Linked DNA regions of Homo sapiens: region 1 is linked to region 2. The links are chromatin contacts, found by Hi-C or POLR2A ChIA-PET in ENCODE. All regions are on one chromosome and are shown on one strand. The core of a region is the stretch at or near the end of the contact, and the rest is flanking DNA. Distances in the headings are between cores, read along the strand shown. Region 1 overlaps SPTBN1 (spectrin beta, non-erythrocytic 1). Region 2 overlaps ACYP2 (acylphosphatase 2).

Evidence for each region. A loop is a pair of places that touch in the nucleus more often than their neighbours do. ChIA-PET counts read pairs that join two places held with the same protein, here RNA polymerase II (POLR2A). Pooled maps may share reads with other maps.
Region 1: a loop to region 2 is called in a map of endothelial cell of hepatic sinusoid, with 4 times the contacts of the local background. The contact joins two enhancer-like sites. A Hi-C loop is called at or near these places in 1 of 168 maps with a recorded cell type or tissue (endothelial cell of hepatic sinusoid) and 1 of 50 pooled maps. POLR2A ChIA-PET finds 5 or more read pairs at or near these places in 2 of 52 experiments (Panc1 and WTC11).

The regions. Positions count from the first base shown.
Region 1 is chr2:54,595,782-54,600,989 of GRCh38, forward strand. SPTBN1 (spectrin beta, non-erythrocytic 1) reads left to right here. Exons shown (of 36, transcript NM_003128.3): 3 at 3,311-3,462. Among named protein-coding and RNA genes, the nearest start is that of SPTBN1-AS1, 40 kb to the left of the region's middle. RefSeq lists enhancers at 314-683, 1,748-1,797. Within about 2 kb of position 1,855, at least 20 of the 41 ENCODE cell types and tissues checked have a DNase peak (open chromatin) inside an H3K27ac peak, as active enhancers do.
Region 2 is chr2:54,206,907-54,212,049 of GRCh38, forward strand. All of the region lies in intron 3 of ACYP2 (acylphosphatase 2), which reads left to right. Among named protein-coding and RNA genes, the nearest start is that of TSPYL6, 47 kb to the right of the region's middle. Within about 2 kb of position 1,556, at least 2 of the 41 ENCODE cell types and tissues checked have a DNase peak (open chromatin) inside an H3K27ac peak, as active enhancers do.

The DNA.
Region 1 (5,208 bases), core at 605-3,104, 390 kb after region 2:
TTTGTTATGGGAGCCATCCTGTGTACCGCAGGATGTTAAGCAGCATCCTGGGCCTCTACCCTCTAAATGCCAGTAGCATCTACCCATGAATCGTGACCATCAACACTGTATGTAGACATTGCCAAACTGCTAAATGTGCCGAGGAATCAAAATTGCCCCTGCTGGAGAACCTTGGGTCTAAATAACCAAACCAGTATGGAGCTTGTAAGTGCTACCTTTTTGTACCTTTTTGTACCTTTTGTACCGTGGTTGTAAGAAGCAACCACGGTTGCTTCATGCTCATAGGCCTGGAAGTCGGCTCACTGCCCTCTGCTGCCCCAACACCTCCTCACGCAGCTAGCCCCAGTCACAGCAGCTTGAGCTTGGAAGCACTCCTGGATTGCCTTTCATCGTCAGTGCCAAGGGCCTCCTGCTCCTCCTCAGACTGTCTGGCCCATATCCCCAAGCCTTGCTGGGTGGGGAGTGCAGGGGTGATGTCATTGTGCCTTCCCAGGATAGGTGGAACAAAGGAGGGAGTCCCCAAGGACCCGAAGCCTGATCCTCTACTGAGCCACCAAATAGATTTCTTTTCCCCTCTGTCTCCCTCCTTCCAACTTCATAAGCATTTGCTGTTCTCCAAGTGCTCCATTGTAAGAGGACACGCTAGTTGACTGGGGCTTTGTGTGTCTCTGTTGAGTCCGTTTCCTGCCCCTCGTGTGTTATGAGGGTGTTGATTCTGGTCTGGTCCCCGGATGGAATCTTCTGTGTCTTTTCCAACGTGGGGGTGTGAACCTGAGGAACTTAGACCCTGCGTGATTTTTCCAGCACTCTTGCACTTCGTGGGGCCTGCTCCTGACTGTGAGGAGAGTTCGAAGGGAGGGGAACAGGAAGAGAGGGCAGGAACACAAGAGCTTGTTTTTTTATTTTTGACATCTCTTCCTCCTCTTCTTTCCTCCCACCTACTTTGAGTTTCTAAGAACCATGATAGCCCTGGGGAGCCCTCCCGGCACAGATCTCAGTCTGTTTCAGCTCTGTTCTCTGCACCCACCCATGACCTCTCCATTTGCCTCTCTGTAGGGAGGAGGGTTGGGATTGGGCTGTAACTCTTTAGGACAGGGCACTAAGGAAGTATATTGACTGTTGTTTCTGGCAAATCCTCAGAGTTTCCTTGTGAAAGAACCTGTTAATTCAAAACCTGAAAGAAGTCTGGGTGCTCCTTTAGTGAGAGATTCACCCAAAAGAGTGACAATTGGCTGAGGAACACATTTTGTGCTTGTTTATTTAGAAATATTTTAATCCAAGCAGGTTTTCATTTTGATCTTGCTCCCTTGCTTCATTAAAGACATTTTCTGACTCCAGTATAACGCATAAAGGATTTTATAATTCACAAAAAAAATTGTTAACCCTAAATACATATAAACTATGAGTTACTTGCCTCCTTGATAAGAGGCCATCTGTGAAATGCACCTTACATATTCTGCTCTAGACCTGCTCTTTCAGAATGGCCAAGCTTAGCCCCAGAATTACAGCTCCTGAGTCACTGTAGTAAAGTTGCCATCCATCACAATGATTACGTGATCAATAATGCATGTGGTCTTTTCTGTGGGACCTGTCATGATGTTATTGGTGCAGCTGCTTCTCCACTGCAGCCTGCCCCTTACTGTCTTTTTCTGCTTCCTCTAATCCTGTCCTTTTTGATCCTGTGTTTCTGGTTGGCCTTTGTCCCTGGGGAAGGGCCCTCCTTCTGTCTGGATGGGTAGGTCCTTTTTGGGAAAGGCAGGACCTCAAGGAGCCGCTGACTGTAGCAGGTGGCCGGGGATCTTGGCAGGTGCCCCAGCTGATTCTCCTGCCAGGTCGGCAGCTGTAAAACCTCAACCAATGTCATCTCTGCCTCATTCCCTCCCTGTGGTGGGTGGTGGAGTGAGTTTAGCAAAGCCTTCAGACAGACCTTCCCAGGGTGTTGGGCTGTTTGCTGTCCTTCTGGCCAACCTGAGAACCCAGTACTCTCAGGCGACTGGGCACATGCCTTATTAGCAAGGGTGGCTTTTTAGTTGTTACCCCCACCCAGTGGTTTTGAAATACATGCCAAATTGTTGAGCTATCTGCTTTTTTTTTTTTTTTTTTTTTTTGTAGATTCGTGTGTAATTATTTTTGTCATTTGGGTTTGCACTAGGAGTAGGTCTTAGATTTTTGGCATAAATTCATGCTGGTGGAACTAGATATAGTGTATGTAACATAGAGAACAGAGTCAGGGAGTAAGAGTGGTTGGGTCCAGGGTACGTTCTGTGGATGTCTGTTGAAGGTCTTCAGCAACCTATGTTTAGAACATTCTGCAGAGGCAAGAAGTTTGAAAGCCTATTTGTATGGTATGTGAAGGCCAGTTCTGGGCAAATATGTCTAGAGTTTTATACCTTAAATTGGACAGAATTTGATTACTGAGCTTTGAAAAACCTTTAACACTGTTTCCTGGATGACTTGAATGTACAACAATCACGCTTTAGACCATAAATCAGCAGTTGCCTTTTCAGCGAAGGATCACAGTATGGAGATTATATTTTTCTTCTCCTTTTATAGAAGAGAACATTGAATCCTGTGTTGAGTCACATTTTTGTTGAAACCTTGGGCCCAGACCCTGCTTTCCCGATGCCTGCAAAGACTTCCCGATGCCTGCGATGTCTTTGCACTCTACCATGTTGCTTGCCATTTTCTTTTGTTGTTCATGGTGTGTGTGACTGAGCAGGTGAAGACGGTCATTGCCAAGGTCATGAGTTAATTTATCTTGTCCAGTGTTGCCCAATCCTTTGTAGATGAGGGAAGCAGTTTTCTGCTGTCTCATGAGATTTCCTACCCTACACCCTTTAATATACTCACCTTTTGGAGGAATAATAGCTGTAACATGTATGTAGGAAGCTTTACCAGTCAAGTATTATGGTATAGGGCAGGACTGCAAAGGACCCTGTTGTCATCTGCATCCTGCTGCCTCTTCAGCAGGGATGGGAGAAAAGAAAGGGGAGCAAAGGATGTTCTGCTGGCAGTGTGCCTGGGAGCTCACATGTTTAAGGACTGGACAGTTCCTACACAGATGCTCCTTGACTTATGAGATTATATCCCAGTAAACCCATCGTAAAGTCAAAAAATTGTAAGTTGAACCATCAGTAATCAGTGTTCTTTCTCAAAGACATGACCGCAGTTAAGGGGCGCTAAGTAGAGGTGTCCTTGGAGGTCAGTTTTGCTGACCTTCCTCTGGCTGGGGTCTTGTGGCCCTGCTAGCATGTGCCTGCTCCTGCCAGTTCTGTGGTCAATGGTAAAACAAGTTCTTCTCTGCTTGCAGATGAGCGTGAAGCCGTGCAGAAGAAGACCTTCACCAAGTGGGTCAATTCCCACCTTGCCCGTGTGTCCTGCCGGATCACAGACCTGTACACTGACCTTCGAGATGGACGGATGCTCATCAAGCTGCTGGAGGTCCTCTCTGGAGAGAGGCTGGTGAGTGGAGACCTTAGGAAGTGCCGTGTGTTGTAGGTGGAAAATATTTTTGAAAAATCAAGTGTGACTTGTCTCCTGTTGAATTCTGCACTTAATGGTTGATAGTTTTGAGGAGAATCTTGAGAAGTGAGTTGAGCGCTTCAGGGAGAGCCTTAGTGTCACATTCTGAGCGTGGATGATGTTCTTGAGCTGTAATAAAGCCACTTTGTTCTGGTAATTTGCAAGGTTGCCACCTTTGGTCAGAAAGAACTTGGCTGGGGTTCCTGCCAAGAACAGGGCATGGTGCTGGAATTTGAAGGGCCAGGCTTGGGCGCTGGCTTCTAGATGAACCTGTGTCCCACATGCGATGATGGAATGTTTTCTAAATTTGTGTCTTTCTGGTTGTCTAGAAAATCTGAGCTGCCATCTTAAGGTGGCAAGCATTGAATTCAGTGGCCACTGATGTTTTCTTCCCTGCACGCTTTTTATTTTGGGAGTGGAGGGAGAAGCTGGTGTTTTGTCATCTCCTTGGGAAAGGAGCTTCTGATGAATTCACCCTGCCTTTTCAGGCAGGAAAGTTGTCAGCCTGCAATGAAAATTGTATCCCCAATCTGTTTCCCAGAGCTGCTGCGGCCCTCTCTGATGTGACTCTTGTTTATGCACCTTATACCAAAGAAGCTTAAAGCAGTCACTGTGACTGATCCAACAGGTTTTGTCTCACCTTGGTTTGAAAATGGTTGCTGTATCCTCCCAGAGCACATGTAGTGCCATAGGTGGAAGTGGTGCCGAGCCAGAAGCCAACGCCCAGAATGGAGACCACATCTGTACTGACATCACCAGGAAAATATGATGCTGGCAGTTGGCAGGGCTGCCAGAAAGCCTTATTTTTAACTTGATCTCCACCCTGTAGCTTGCCAGCCGCAGTAGGCCTGTGTGCAGACCTGCCCCACACCTCTGACCGCAGGCAAGGGTCTAAGGTTGTCCCTTGTCCTATTTGTTATCAGCTCAGAGACAGACTGCCTCTTTGAGTCTGGGTTGAAATGGAGCCAGAAAAGTATTCTCTTCCCTGCCCTTCAGTTCAAGAACAGGGCTCTCCAGAAGATAGTGAAGCCCTGTCTTCTCTGTAGTGAGTTTCATCCATGCCCTTTGTTCCTGAGCATGTAGGTCTTGTGGCCTCATTTTCTGTGAGGGTTTGTCGGTCACACTAGACAAACTAGACAAATAACGGAGACCCCTGCTCAAAACCATGATGGCTATAAGAAGGCAGTTGATTTGTGGTCTGGGGGTGAGGGAGTGGACCCACATGGGGAGTTTGAACAGGCCATTTATTGCATTTTGATTTGATTTTCCAAAGTGAGTCTTGTTTGAGAGCCTAGACTAGAATTATTGTGATATGCAGCTTTAAGTATAATTTTTATAACCAGACTTCCTTTGTCTACCTCTCAACCTTTTTTTGTTTCTTAGTGTTTAACCTAGTATGTTTATTTATTGATTTTTTTTTTTTTTTTGTGGAGTGGGGGAATGGTGTTTTGAAAGTAGCTAAAAAAAATCATTAAAGGTCACATGGATAGGAGTTAGTCTGAACATTTATTTTTGTGGTTTTTTTTTTTTAATTTATTTTTGTTCCAATAGGGTCCAATCTTCTAGGCTGTAGGGAGTAAACTGTTCACCTTTAAAGACCCATAATTATTTTATACCAAGAAGATTGTGTCCTTGATAATGTCCACATCATAAATGGGATCAGGCCCATTGCCGTTTTTTCTGAAC
Region 2 (5,143 bases), core at 306-2,805:
AAGTTATAAAATTTACATAATATTAGGATGAATGCAGTACATTTATTTTTTTGTTATGATTTGGGGCATTGTATTAGAGTTCTCTAGAGAAGCAGAACCAATTGTGTGTGTGTGTATATGTGTGCATGTACATGTATATATATGTATATATGTAGAGGGAAAGTATGTGTCTGTATATATGTTTATATAGATATCTATATATAGATATATAGGTATATATATGCCTATATCTCAAGTTATTATATGTACATATATACAACATGTATATGTGTGTGTGTGTGTGTGTGTGTGTGTGTGTGTATAAAGAGAATGTGAGGAAATGGCTCATGCAATTATGATGGTGGGCAAGTTGGAATTTGTAGGGAAGGCTGGCAGGCTAGAAATTCAAGTAAGAGTTGATATTGTAGTCTTGATTCTGAAGCCTGGAAATGGTTAGAACTTCTATGTTGTAGTCTGGAGGCAGAATTTCCTCTCTCAGAAGCCTCAGTCTTTGTTCTTTAAGTTCTTCAATTGGTTGGGTGACACCCACCCACATTATGGAGGGTAATTTGCTTTACTTAAATTCAACTGATTGTAAATGTTAATCATATCTACAAAATACTTTTACAGCAACTTCTAGACTAAAATTTGACCAAACAATTAAGCACCATAGTCTAGCCAAGTTGACACATAAAATGTAACATCACAGGCCTCTTGCATATGTTATTGTCAGTAAGCCAAATTAAAGATAATGGTAGCTAGCATTTTTACTAACTTGGATTCAATATTTAGTGCAACTCTGCAGTAATAAAGATGTGAATTATACTGTAGCACTCCAAAATTGAGTGAATAGGACATGAAACAAAAGCCATGAACCATGATTCTTATCAGTTTGGATTTTTTCCAGAACATTTTTTGAGTCGGTCTTCTGCAATGGTATTGTTCTAGTTTGTTCTTTGAAACTCAGCTTTCAAGTTCTGTGTGTGCATTCAATATTGGGCAATTTTGAACGCATACTTAGAAGAGCGGCCAAAATGTAGATTAGAGAGAGAAGGTCAAACAACTTCTCATCCTGTGCAATTTCTGCAATCCTAAGCCTGTTATAACACAGAGTGTTCCAGGACCTCCCACAGATCCATGAAATGTATTCTCTGGGTTATGGTCTGCATGTGATTTGCTGTTCCTTGATGTCAAGCTTGCTGTTCATCTGACCCTCAAGATCCAGTCAGAGTCTTCAGTCACACTCACCCTCTAATTTTTTTGTATGTGTGTCACCAAGTTTTTGTCTTCTGTAATTCAGTTCACACTAAAAAAAAAAAAACTTTTTATTTCCCCCCTATATCCCTAAAGTGGTTCTTCCTCTTTCCCTCCCCTCTTCTTCCCTCTGTCTCTCTGATTTCTCAGTTTGATCCTGATGTGAATAACATACTACCCTTAGTCTTACATTTCTAATTTTTACTTTCTGTGGGAAACTTCCATCTATGTTTTTCTTTTTTCTTTTTTAAATCCTTAGCATAGTAAATGGAGGTTTGTTGTGTGGGTGTGGGAGCCGGGGGTGCAGGGGGTGGGATGTTTCTTTTTAATTGTTAGAGCTTGATCTCTACATGACTTTCCATTAGCTTGGAATCATGTGACTCCCAGGGTTGGGCAGGAAATTAGCTTTTGTCCAGAAGAGCAGGATACAACAAAAATTATTTTCTTAGCTCCAAAGGCCTCTTTGCTGCAGAAGCCCAAATTGAAAGAGTGGCTTAGTGATTCACTTAAGTCATTAGACAGCCTGCTGATAAGAATTAGTTTAGATTTTGAAAAAAAAGGGAGACTTTTTTTTTTCAGGGCTAAGTATAGGTCTCAGTTATAGAGAAAAGTAAGAGGAAAAATTGTCATATGCATACAGTATTACATAATATTCTATGTCATAAATCAAATTTTATGGGAGTAGGCATTTGTTGCATTGTGTCCTCATACCCAATTGTGTGATTGTGTGTGTGTGTGCATATATGTTCATTGAGGCAATTTGTAATAGAAAGTTTATTGGATTTTACTTTGATTTCTCCTTTATTAAAGTATTGAGGAAATGACAAAAACAATTCTTTGCTTTTACTTTTTTTTTTTGGCAAGCTCCACTTTTAAAACTGTTTATTTTTACAGATGTATTTCATCAGTTCTTAAGAATGAAGCTAGGAATGTTTGCTGGCTTCTCAGTTAGTACCACCCAGAAACTGAAAAAAATCTGTTTTCTTAAAATATGACATTGGGGGGAAGTAGAGAAACTTTTCATTTTTGTGACCTATTGGATTTAAAAAAATATATTTAAATAATGCATTTTTAATATTGCTGTTTAATGTACTGCTTATCTTAATTCCATATTGCTTTCTGACTCTTGGTTGTTGTACTTATTATTTTATAGTTAATAATTGTAATGGAAGGGGGATAAAAGTTCATGTTTTATTTTCTCTGGAAAATTTGAATACCCTGTCCATCCTAGAATTGTTTCTTATTCAGAGAGCCTCCTCCAGGTAAGTCTCCAAGAATTTTGACACTTAATAATCAAGTGTGACTCTCTGATCAGTCAACAAGTACACTTCTTATAAGGTATGTCTTAAAATAACAATATTAAGACATTGTTTGGACTCATTTTCTTTGGACCAGACTAGAATAAGCTGAGTGAGAAAATGACCTGGAATGGTTCATTCCTTCATTTCGCAAACATTTATTACGCTTCTCAGTTGTAACAGGTGTTGGCACCGTCCTATCTCTTCAGAAACTGACAGTTCAGTTTGAGACAAAAAATGAAAGCATTTACAATTCAGTATAGAGACTGTTAAAAAAGGGGTTCCTTTTCCTGATTGCATCCCACCATTTCTGGCCATCTTCACTCTATTCCTGCCATGTTGAGCTTTGAAGTTGAGGAATAAAGCAGAAGCAAGGATGGAAAAAAACTTACTTTGCAATCAATAAATAAAATTTAAATCAAGGCCGGCGCAGTGGCTCACACCTGTAATCCCAGCACTGTGGGAGGCTGAGGCTGGCGGATCGCTTGAGGCCAGGAGTTCAAGACCAGCCTGGCCAACATGGCGAAACCCCGTCTCTACTAAAAATACAAAAATTAGCTGGGCATGGTGGCGGGCACTTGTAATCCCAGATATTCCGGAGGCTGAGGCAGGAGAATTGCTTGAACCTGGGAGGCAAAGGTTGCAGTGAGCTGAGATTGCGCCCCTGTACTCCAGCCTGGGTGACAAGAATGAGACTGTGTCTCAAAAAAAAAAAAAAAAAAAAAAAAAAATTAACAGAGAACCATGGTACTACATTCCTTTTCTCTTAAATCCTTGATAAAACTAATGTATATCATAAAGCAGAGTTCCCCAAGTTGAGAAATAGATCCCATCCTCTTTTAGAAAAATAAAATCCCTGGACTTCCAATGTTGACTGAAATTGCTTTTATTATGTTACTTACATTACTTATATTGTTTATTACATTACTTAATATATACAAACATATAATTTTTGTGCTTATAACTCTATACAAATAAAACTAAAACAATAAATATAAATAGAATTACAAAACCATTACATTCAAATGAGCGGTGTTATAATTCACTTCCAATATGTTTTAGTGGGATGGGTGACTCTGCTTTGTTGAAATAGTTGTTGATTTAGGGGATTATAGTAGAAAGATGTTGCCACAAGTCTAGTTCTATGGTTCATCTGTTTCTGTATTTGAATTTTGATAATACATATCTAACAAATACCTATTTGCACAAGTATTGTAAGTACTTATGAGTATTGTTTATTCAAAACAGTATTAATAATTTTCAGTCTCTAATTGGAAATTAGGCTCATTAAGTCTTTTTTTTTCAGTAAAACTCTGCCAGTGAATAGTCTTGGAATAGCAGATTAAAGATGTATCACTTGGTAACTCTTTAAAGCTCCATTACTTGAGAGTAAAGTTAGCCTGATTGACATCTTCATTAAATAGGCATCTGATGCAATTGCTGCTAGGCCCAGGAATAGAAAAAAAATTTTTTTGCATACTTATGACCATACTTATTTCCAATAAATTGATATGAGTTGGTATAAGCAAAGATGGCACTGGTCTCTTTCACCTCTCTGCTTATTTGGACCATAGGGCCTTCCTTCTGGCCGTACAGATTTCCCTGAAGTCAACTGATGTAAACTCAATTGTACATACAAACGACTGCACAAAGATCTCATGAAGTACTCAGTTGCATGGGGTCATCTGAAAGACGCAGACTATCTTTAAATTTCTTTTTATAGATTATCATAAAAATTAAAACAGAAATATTTTTTAAAACATCAATAATTTGAAGACCTTTAATAATAGATTCATAAATTTTTGTTTTAGAAATACTGTTAGAGTTTCCTGATGGCAAAAAATGAATAAATACTTTGGGCTCCAAAACCAAATTTCTATGCATTTAAACATGCAAATAGTTTTTCAATTCTAAAGCCACTTAAAGTATAGCATTACAGTGATATTTAACTAATATGAAATATGCATTTTATGTAAGTTTGATGTGTGTTTTATTTTAAGAGAAAAACCTAACTGCTGTTAGTTCTTGCTCTGCTAATCCCATCTACTTGGTATCCTGATCTACCTAGTTTGGTTTAAAGTATGATTGGGAAGCTCAGCTTTGGTGTCTTTTATATCCAGTCCTGGCTATGGTTAGTGTTGTCAGTTCTATGTTTGAGCATATAATTTTTATTTTATTTTACTTTGGAAACTATGATGTTCAAATCTTCATGTATTACTGGTTATATTTAATTTGAATATTTCAATATTAGAAGAAGTGATTTGTTTACCAAACTCTAGACTCACCAGTGTTTCAAATATCTAAATGATGTCTACCATTTCTTTGTCTATGTATTGCATTACAGTGCAACTTTAAGGCTCATTATTTCATCTTTAATTGACCAGCAGGGTAAGACATAATCAGTGCTTGAAAGTGCAAATAGAGCAAACTTGTATGCTTCATGATGCCAGGAACTCTGCTTTCTTTCTGTCTCTCTCTCTCTCTCTTTTTTTCTGACTTATTTCTAGCTAATTTATTTCGGGCAGGATTTCAACCAGGGGCTGATTGTAAGCTCCACTCACTGCCTGCCATAGTGCTTGGCACATAGTAGGTGTTCACTGTAGATGAATGAA